2 separate regions of the Homo sapiens genome follow, and region 1 is linked to region 2. A link is an interaction called in ENCODE POLR2A ChIA-PET data of the cell type or tissue named here. Cell type or tissue: Caco-2. All regions are shown on one strand. Links, peaks and the distances in the headings refer to the core of each region. The heading gives the core; the rest is flanking DNA. Region 1 overlaps PLCB4 (phospholipase C beta 4). Region 2 holds the start of LOC105372522 (a long non-coding RNA gene).

What was found. Peaks named below come from ENCODE experiments on the same cell type or tissue, not always from the same donor. Only the 100,000 strongest peaks of a DNase experiment are listed, where the experiment ranks them.
Region 1: POLR2A ChIA-PET joins it to region 2 with 13 read pairs; 2 of 35 experiments call an interaction of 5 or more read pairs at or near these places.

The regions. Positions count from the first base shown.
Region 1 is chr20:9,202,807-9,207,206 of GRCh38, reverse strand. All of the region lies in intron 2 of PLCB4 (phospholipase C beta 4), which reads right to left. Among named protein-coding and RNA genes, the nearest start is that of PLCB4, 140 kb to the right of the region's middle. In Caco-2, for the core only: no CTCF peak of the experiment used is centred there; no DNase peak of the experiment used is centred there.
Region 2 is chr20:8,958,573-8,962,972 of GRCh38, reverse strand. LOC105372522 (a long non-coding RNA gene) reads right to left here and starts at 774. Exons shown (of 3, transcript XR_937244.3): 1 at 637-774. In Caco-2, for the core only: no CTCF peak of the experiment used is centred there; no DNase peak of the experiment used is centred there.

The DNA of each region.
Region 1 (4,400 bases), core at 198-4,197, 240 kb before region 2:
ATTTATTTTGTCACAGAAACCTCCTTTAATCTGATGCTTTGTGGTATCGTTTGTTTTGGGTATTGGTTTTTGGGTTTTGTTTTGGTTTTTTAAGACAGAGTCTCGCTTTGTCTCCCAGGCTGGAGTGCAGTGGCACGATCTCGGCTCACTGCAAACTCCGCCTCCCGGGTTCAAGTGATTCTCCTGCCTCAGCCTCCCGAGTAGCTGGGACTACAGGCACCCACCACCATGCCAGGTGATTTTTGTATTTTTAGTAGAGATGGGGTTTCACCATATTGGCTAAGCTGGTCTCGAACTCCTGACCTTGTGATCTACCCATCTCAGCCTCCCAAGGGTATTGGTTTTTATAGGGTTTTGTTAGAACATCTCATGCTATATAATTTGACTTAAAATAGCCATCCATTGTATCCAGAACTCTTGAATACATTTGAGATGACACATAAACTTCAAGGTCCTTGGCTACTTGTGTTTGTCAATGATCCCTCAGAACATCCAAGCAGGGTCTTAGTTTCAGAAACTTGGATGTGTGCCAACCCAGGTAATTATTCTCTGCCTACCTAATTTCCCCAGGCAATTTTAATTGAAAATGGTAGTCTCCTTTACCTCAGTTCTAATCTGCTCTGAAGTGTCCCTGTGTCCTGTTTCTTCCCTCCTTCATAAGCTAACTGAGCTGGTTTCTTTTTGAAGCTTCAGTTGAAAAAGAAAAAAGTTTCTGGAGCTCCCAAGAGGGAAAATATCAGATAAATATGAGCCATTTAATTAGTCTCAAACCAGTGTGCTGAATGCCATGGGAGTGGTTGCAAGATGCCCCTCTGCTGCCTAACCTGATGAAAAGTTTCTTTTGTGGATAGAAATACAAAGGGTTTCTTACTGAAAAACTGACCAAAAAAAAAAAAAAAAAAAAAAAGAAAAAAGAAAAAAAAGGCAGGAGGAGGGATGTGGGAGGGACACAGATAATTTTACTCTCTTGAAATGATTTTTTTAAAGCCACTGCTCCCTTGCTTATTTCCAAATAACCTGATTTAAAGTTAGCAGAACAAAATACACCATTTAACACAGGAATACCTAAAGTTCCATGAAAATCTTAACAGAAATATGCTTTTTAATTACTTCTAACAAACATTCCCTTAAACCAATGCTGTCCAATAGAAACACAATGAAAGCCAGAAATGCAAATTACATATGTAATTTTCAGCTTTCTAGTGGCATCATTACAAAGGTTAAAAGAAACACGAAATACTACTCAACAATAGAAAGGAAATAACTATTGATAACACAACTTGAATGCATCTCAAGGGAATTTTGCTGAGTGACAAAACCTCATTTCAAAAGTTACATACTATGTGATTCCATTTCTATAACACTCTTGAAATGACAAAATTATATAGGTAAAGAACAGATTAATGGTTCCCAGGGGTTAGAGAGGAGAGAAGGAAGGGAGATGGCTGTGGCACAGAGATCCTTGGGATGGAATTCCATTTCTGACTGTGGTCGTGTCATAATGAATTTACAAAGGTGATTAAATTGCATAGAACTAAAAACACACACACACAAATGAGTGCATGTAAAACTGGTAAAATCTTAATAAGGTCAGTGGATTACATCAACGTCAGTTGCATGGTTCTGCCACTGTACTGCTGTTTTGTAAAATATTACCAGTGGGGAAAACTGGGTAAAGGATATATGAGATTTCTCTGTATTATATTTTACAACTGCATATGACTCTGTAATTACCTCAAAATTAAAAGTTAAAAAGGTAAATTTAATTTTAATAATATACAGATGCTCTAGATTTAGAATAAGGTTACATCCTGAAAAATCCATCCTAAGTTGAAAATACGGTAAGTCAAAAATACATTTAACATACCTAACATGCCAAACACCATAGCTTAGCCCAGCCTACCTTAAATGTGCTCCGAATGCTTACATTGGCCTACAGTGGAGCAAAATCATCTAACACAAAGCCTATTTTATAGTTAAGCGTTGAATATCTCACGGTTGTTTACCCTCGCAGTCACACAGCTGACTTGGAGCTGTGGCTCACTGCCACTGCCCAGCATTGCAAGAGAAACTCATTACATATGCTAGCCTGCAAAAATATAAAAATTTGAAGTATGATTTCTAAAGGATGTGTTACCATTTTTGCACCATTGTTAAGAGAAAAAATTGTAAGCAGAACCATCATAAGTCAAGAACTGTCTGTATTTTATTTAACTCAGTATACATAGAATTTTAAAATATAATCAATGTACATGTAATCAATATAAAAATTATTCAGAAATTTTAAATTCGGGTTTTTTTTTTCATTCTGAGTCTTTGGAATCCAACGTATAGTCTGCTACAACACATCTCAATTCAAATTACCCCCATTTCAAATGTTCAATGATCACACGTGGCTCTGGCTTTCATTACGGGGCGGCAAAAGTTCTTTAAGCCTAATATACATTCCCCAGTCCCATCCAGTGGCAGTCTCTTTAACATGACATATAGCTTTACTTCTTAGACATTTCTTACGTCACTGGTTCATAATGAAAGTCTTAGAGCGGCCGGGCGCGGTGGCTCATGCCTGTAATCCCAGCACTTTGGGAGGCTGAAGCAGGCAGATCACCTGAGGTCAGGAGTTCAAGACCAGCCTGACCAACATGGCAAAACCCCGTCTCTACTAAAAATACAAAAAAAAATAGCCAGGCATGGTGCTGCACGCCTGTAATCCCAGCTACTCAAGAGGTTGAGACAGGAGAATCACTTGAACCCAGGAGGCAGAGGTTTGCAGTGAGCCGAGATTGTGTCACTGCACTCCAGCCTGGTCAACAGAGCAAGACTCGATCCCCACCCCCGCAAAAAAAATCTTAGAGCTTGGATAGTGACTGGAAAATTTCACAAGTGGTACCAACTTGAATCTGCTTTGAACTACAGTTCCAATGATAAATAAAAGTAATCTCTATGAAAAAAAAAAGACTTTTAGTATCTTTTAAGAAATAAGAACTAAGTTTCAGAAACTATGTAAACTGGGCTCAACGACTCAACGACTAAGATTTTAACTATTTTGAATCTTTTTAATTTGTTTTTTTTTCTTCTCTTTGCTTTCCTATTTCCCTGTGGTGATTAGAAGTAGAATTATTAAAATAAGAAAGCCTTATGGGTTTCCTGTTCAGAGCCACGCAACTGTGGGACTCAATTTTCCTCTAAAGGCAGTCATGGGGGAGAAAGAACCAAGTGATCAAACGTGTGTAATGGCAGATTTTAAGAAATACATAAAATTAGGCCAAATCTCTTGGGACTCTGAAAAGTAAAACAGGGAACAGACATGGTTCTCAGACCAGGTCTAAGAAGAAGCTCCAGGTCTCAATCTCAAAAGACCAGTGCAATCTCCATCCCCCATTGCAAGTGACAAAGAAATGGGAAAAAAAAAAAAAAAAAAAAAAAAAACACTATTCCCAAATGGAGCCTTCGGAATATAGAGTGGTTTTGGGAGTGAGAGAAACCTATCTTTGAGAATATAAGTAAATTAACCTCTCCTGGACCTAGTTTCCTTGTTTGTAAAGCAGCAAAATTATCTACCTAACTCATTGTTGTGAAGTTAAATGGAATAATACACGAAAAGTGCCTATCACATTCCTGAAACCTGGAGTGAGTACTCAATTACATTCCTCTCCCACTCCTTTATTTCTGCACTGACATAACTATGCATATAGAGAAAATGATCTGTGCAAATTAAACTAAGAATAGTAGCATAGGAAACTCAAGAGCTGTTGCTCCAGAATAATGCCAGAGAGAAAAATATCTCATTTTAGTTTATTGTAAGTCACTTCTAACCTGCTGGTAGGAAGCTGGTTTCCTGTTCAATCTAGGTTTATAGCACTCTTAAGACAGCTGTATAGAAGCAGGGTGATATACCTAAAACAGAGGATCCAAAATAGTCTAGAAAACTGGAAACAGGCTGGTTTTACAAGAGATTCATGACCTCAAGGACCTTTACATTAGTCACATTCTCAACAAACATAAAATGTATCTACTAGCCAGTAAGTGAGAACAGAAGAAGAGTAAGTACAGCTTACAAGAACCCCCAAATGCCTAAAGTTCTCTAGTTATAAATTATATGTTTAGATTAGTATTTATATTTGTCATATATATATATATATATATATATTTTTTTTTTTTTTTTTACCAAAGACAACTGGTCAACCATCTGTTCCATGAGACATTACCTCATATGCTGGCCCACTGGGGCACAACACAGTGCGATACAGCAGTTACCTGGTTTTTGTTTTTGTTTTTTTGATGGAGCTGGAGTCTGCAAACTTTTCATGACCCAGAACACAGCTGCTGATGTCAGAGCCCTGAGACAGGTACCATATTGAAAACAAGGGCCCCAGATGCATAGCCTGGAGTAATTTCTT
Region 2 (4,400 bases), core at 322-4,321:
GGGACAGTTCTTCTGATCTTGGTTGGGCTCACGTGTCTGGCTGTTTGTTGGTTGGCTGTCAGCTGGAGTGATGTGAATAACTGGGATGCAACAGTGAAACAAGTCCCAATGAGCAGGCAACTTTATAAGCCTCGGGTTATGTCATGGTTGCTAATATCCCATTGGCCAAAGCAAGTCACACTGGCCACCCCAAGAGAGAGCATATGGACACTAGAAAGTTACACAGCCAAGGGGGAACATGAGAAGGTGTAGTATTAAGGCCAGTGATGTAATGAATCTCCCACAATATGTATTCCTAGCCTTTTCTACACAGAAGGCACTAAGTTCACATTTGGTTTCATTAATGGATGAGTTATTCTTTCATAAAGAACATAAGAAAAATCAATTAATATTAACAAACAAACAAAAAAGCCCTGGTGCAAAAAGTTATAATACTGTTACCCAAATACAGGGAGTTTCTGGATGGATTTCAGAAGTTGGAGAACCCCTGAAATGAGATATAAAATAAGGAAAAGATTATCCTTCTGGGCAGACAGCAGCCCATGTTAAAGCTGTGGCCTCATCCACTTCCTTGGCTGAGTACAACTATGCAGTACACAAACCACACAACGGCATGCAGCACCCCTAGGTACTCACATGTTAGAACAACTTTGAGTCTTTCTCCTCTGTCTTTAGTGTAGTTTATTGCCTTGACTAGGGCTGTGTCTACTTGTTCGGATGCCATCATTTTTCCAGCTTCAATGTTGATTCTCACAAGCCAATTATTTCTTGTCATGACTGTTACAGAAAGAAAGTGAAGGTTCATTCTGTCTGAAAAAACACTCAGCCTCCCAATATCCCCTGGGACGACTTCTTCCCAGCTTCTACCTGGAAATTCAGGTGCCTCTTATTGAGGTCCTTAGGGGAAATTATTCTTTATTTTACTTTATTTTATTTATTTATTTTCAGACGGAGTCTCGCTCTGTCGCCCAGGCTGGAGTGCAGTGGCGCGATCTCGGCTCACTGCGAGCTCCGCCTCCCGGCCTCACGCCATTCTCCTGCCTCAGCCTCCTGAGTAGCTGGGACTACAGGCGCCTGCCACGACGCCTGGCTAATTTTTTTTTTTTTTAGTAGAGACGGGATTTCACCATGTTAGCCAGGATGGTCTCGATCTCCTGACCTCGTGATCTGCCCGCCTCGGCCTCCCAAAGTGCTGGGATTACAGGTGTGAGCCACTGCGCCTGGCCAATTATTCTTTAAGCCCTAGACATACATCAACTTGCTTCATCGTCAAGAGGCATCTCAGGACCAACACCAGTCTCAAATGAATCACCAAACGCCAGACACTGCCGAGGTTACTGTGGATAACCTCAATCAAATAAGATAGTGCACATTGCCTTCCCTAACCACCCAAACAGTTTTTACACATTCAAAAAGTCTCTAAAATGACTGATTGATCCTTGTTTGCACCAAAGGGATGTCTCATTCCTAAGGAGGTGGTTTCTAATGTTAATATAGTTTGGATATGCGTGCCTTCCAAATCTCATGTTGAAATTTGGTCTTCCGTGTTGGAGGTCGGGCCTGGTGCGAGGTATTTGGGTCATGGAAGCAGATCCCTCATGAATGGTTTGGTGCTTTCCCAGAGGTAATAAGTGAATTTTCACTCCATTAGTTCACGTGGAAGCTGGTTGTTTAAAAGAGCATGGCATCCTTCTCCCTCTCTTGCTCCCTCTCTCACCACGGGACACATTTGCTCCCCCTTCACCTTCTACCATGACCATAAGCCTCTCACTGGATGCAGATGCCAGTGCCATGCTTCTTGTACAGCCTGCAAGAACCAGGAGCCAAATAAACCTTTTTTCCTTATGAATTACTCAGCCTCAGGTATTCTCTTACAGCAATGCAGAAGAGACTAGGACAAATATGTTTCTATTATCATAAATAGATATAAATGATGTAGACATTATAAATATGTAAAGAGATTGTCTTGTCATTTATAATAAATATGTTTTTGAAACATACTATTAATGTGGCTCTTCGGTTTCAAGGGAAAAAATCTGAACCATGATAATCATGGAAAAGTTGACGTTTCTATGATATGACTGTACGCCTGTTTTTTCATGTGGTTCTTTATGTTATAGCATCTTTCTTTTAAAATATGTTTTTAATTTTTTGGACACTCTAAATTTTAAAAAATCATACATGATCCACATCACAAGAAAGTGTAAATAAGAAAAATGCAAGAAATTATAATATTACTGATATGCGTACCAGCTAGATTGACAGTGTGATTTTTATAGTACTAAGTATGTAGAGTTCAACTTTCAGAGAGGAACATTTTTCTAAGTGGTTTCACTCTCCTGAGTCCTTCATGGCCCTGGAAGAATTATGACTATTGGTGATTCAGGAAGAATCTGGGAGCTACAGAAAATAACTGCTTAAAATGCAAAATGAGGCGGCAATAATGAACTGATTCTCCAGGGTCAAGAGGTGGATAATGTGTTTATGGACAACTTTCCACGAAGGAAGACTAAGATGTCGCTAAGATATGACTTCAAAGACACAGCAGTTCTATTAAAGTTTCCAGGGCTGATTTTGGGATTATCAACCTAAACCCTTGTAGATTATTATAAGAGTCCAGTGGCCTTAAATGCCTTGTCTGGAATTCTAACATTGCAGACCACTGTAACTTGTTAAGAGAACTGACAAGAGGGTGATGTGGAAACAGGGAAGAAATTATCGGGTTTCTGCTTCAAGGTCCACTTTTGAAAAGAGTCGTCATCAGTGCAGAAAAATATTGATAGACTTTGTCTCAGTAGAAGCTTCATGTCTTTTTCATCTCTCCAGAATTAAAGATCACTACCAGCAACAACCCATGTGACTCTATCTTCAATAAGAACACTTTGGATAACTTGGCTATTTTATAAGACAATTTTTCCAAGTGACATAAAGCAGTTAAAAGTGACCATAGAAAATCGATCTGCCCAGTTGATCTCCTCTTTTAAACTTAAAAAAAAAAATTCTTCGTGACAACTTGTTTCTAAGCCATTCTTTTAGCAATCAGAAGCAGATACATAGGGATTAGGAGTTGACAGATTTTTTTTTTGGAAATAATATAGAAAATATTTTTTGGCATTCTGGGCCACATGGTCTCTGTTACAACCATTCAACACTGCCCTGCAATGTGTAAACAGCAAGAGCTAACATGTAAATTAATGGACAATGCCAATACAGTTTTATTTACAGAAACAGAGTAAGCCTGTAGGCCATTGGCCAGAGTTTGCAAACCTCTCTTTGAGGGTCCTCCAAGCAAATGAGCCAGTCTTAGGGAATTCTTTACGGAGACAGAAAGTTAGAATATATCAGATTTGGAAAAGACAAAGGTACCATTTTGGGGGAAAAAATGCCCCAAACAAAAAACAAAACATCCAGAAGTTATGTTAATTTTACTTGAAAAACAGTAGGTTTGCACATTTATTTTTTAAAGTCAAAGAAATATTTTTCTCAAGTGAATATTCATAGCAAATCTCAGTAACATATAAAAAGATATTATAAAGGAGATGCTATATTTGAAAGGGAGAATCTCAATGTTTATCTTCTCTTTTGCCCTGTCAGCAATTTCCTAATATAGCTCTTGAAAATTCCAGGGTCTCTTGAGCAATTTAAAACTCACTGCTCCAGTATAATTTAAAAAAAAGCTTATCTCTAACTTAGGGTTATAAGACTTAGAAAGTAAAAATTCAGGATGCTCAGTTAAATTTGAATTTCAGCAACTTCTACTTTTTTAGCATAGACATGTCATATGCAATATTTGGAATATACACATACTAAAAGCTTACTCATTGTTGATCTGAAATCTAAATTTAACTGGGCATCCTAATTTAACTGGCTACTCTATCTCTACTTGTTTTTTTTTTTTTTTTTTTTGAGATGGGAGTTTCACTCTGTCACCCAGGCTGGAGTGCAGTGTCACCATCTCAGCTCACTGCAACCTCTGCCTCCTGGGCTCAATAGATTCTCCTGCCTCAGCCTCCTGAGTAGCTGGGACTACAGGTGCATGCCACCACGCCCAGCTAATTTTTGTATTTTTTGGTAGATGTGGGGTTTTGCCATGTTGCCTAGGCTGATCTTGAGCTCCTGGACTCAAGTGATCTGCTCACCTCAGCCTCCCAAAGTGCTGAGATTACAGGTGTGATCCATTGCACCTGGCCTACTCTTTTTTATTTTTATTTTTTTTTGAGATGGAGTCTTGCTCTGTCACCCAGGCTGGAGTGCAGTGGTGAAATCTTGGCTCACTGCAACCTCTGCCTCCTGGGTTCAAGTGATTCTCCTGCCTCAGCCTCCTGAGTAGCTGGGACTACAGGCATGTGCCACCATGCCCAGCTAATTTTTGTATTTTTAGTAGAGATGGAGTTTCACCA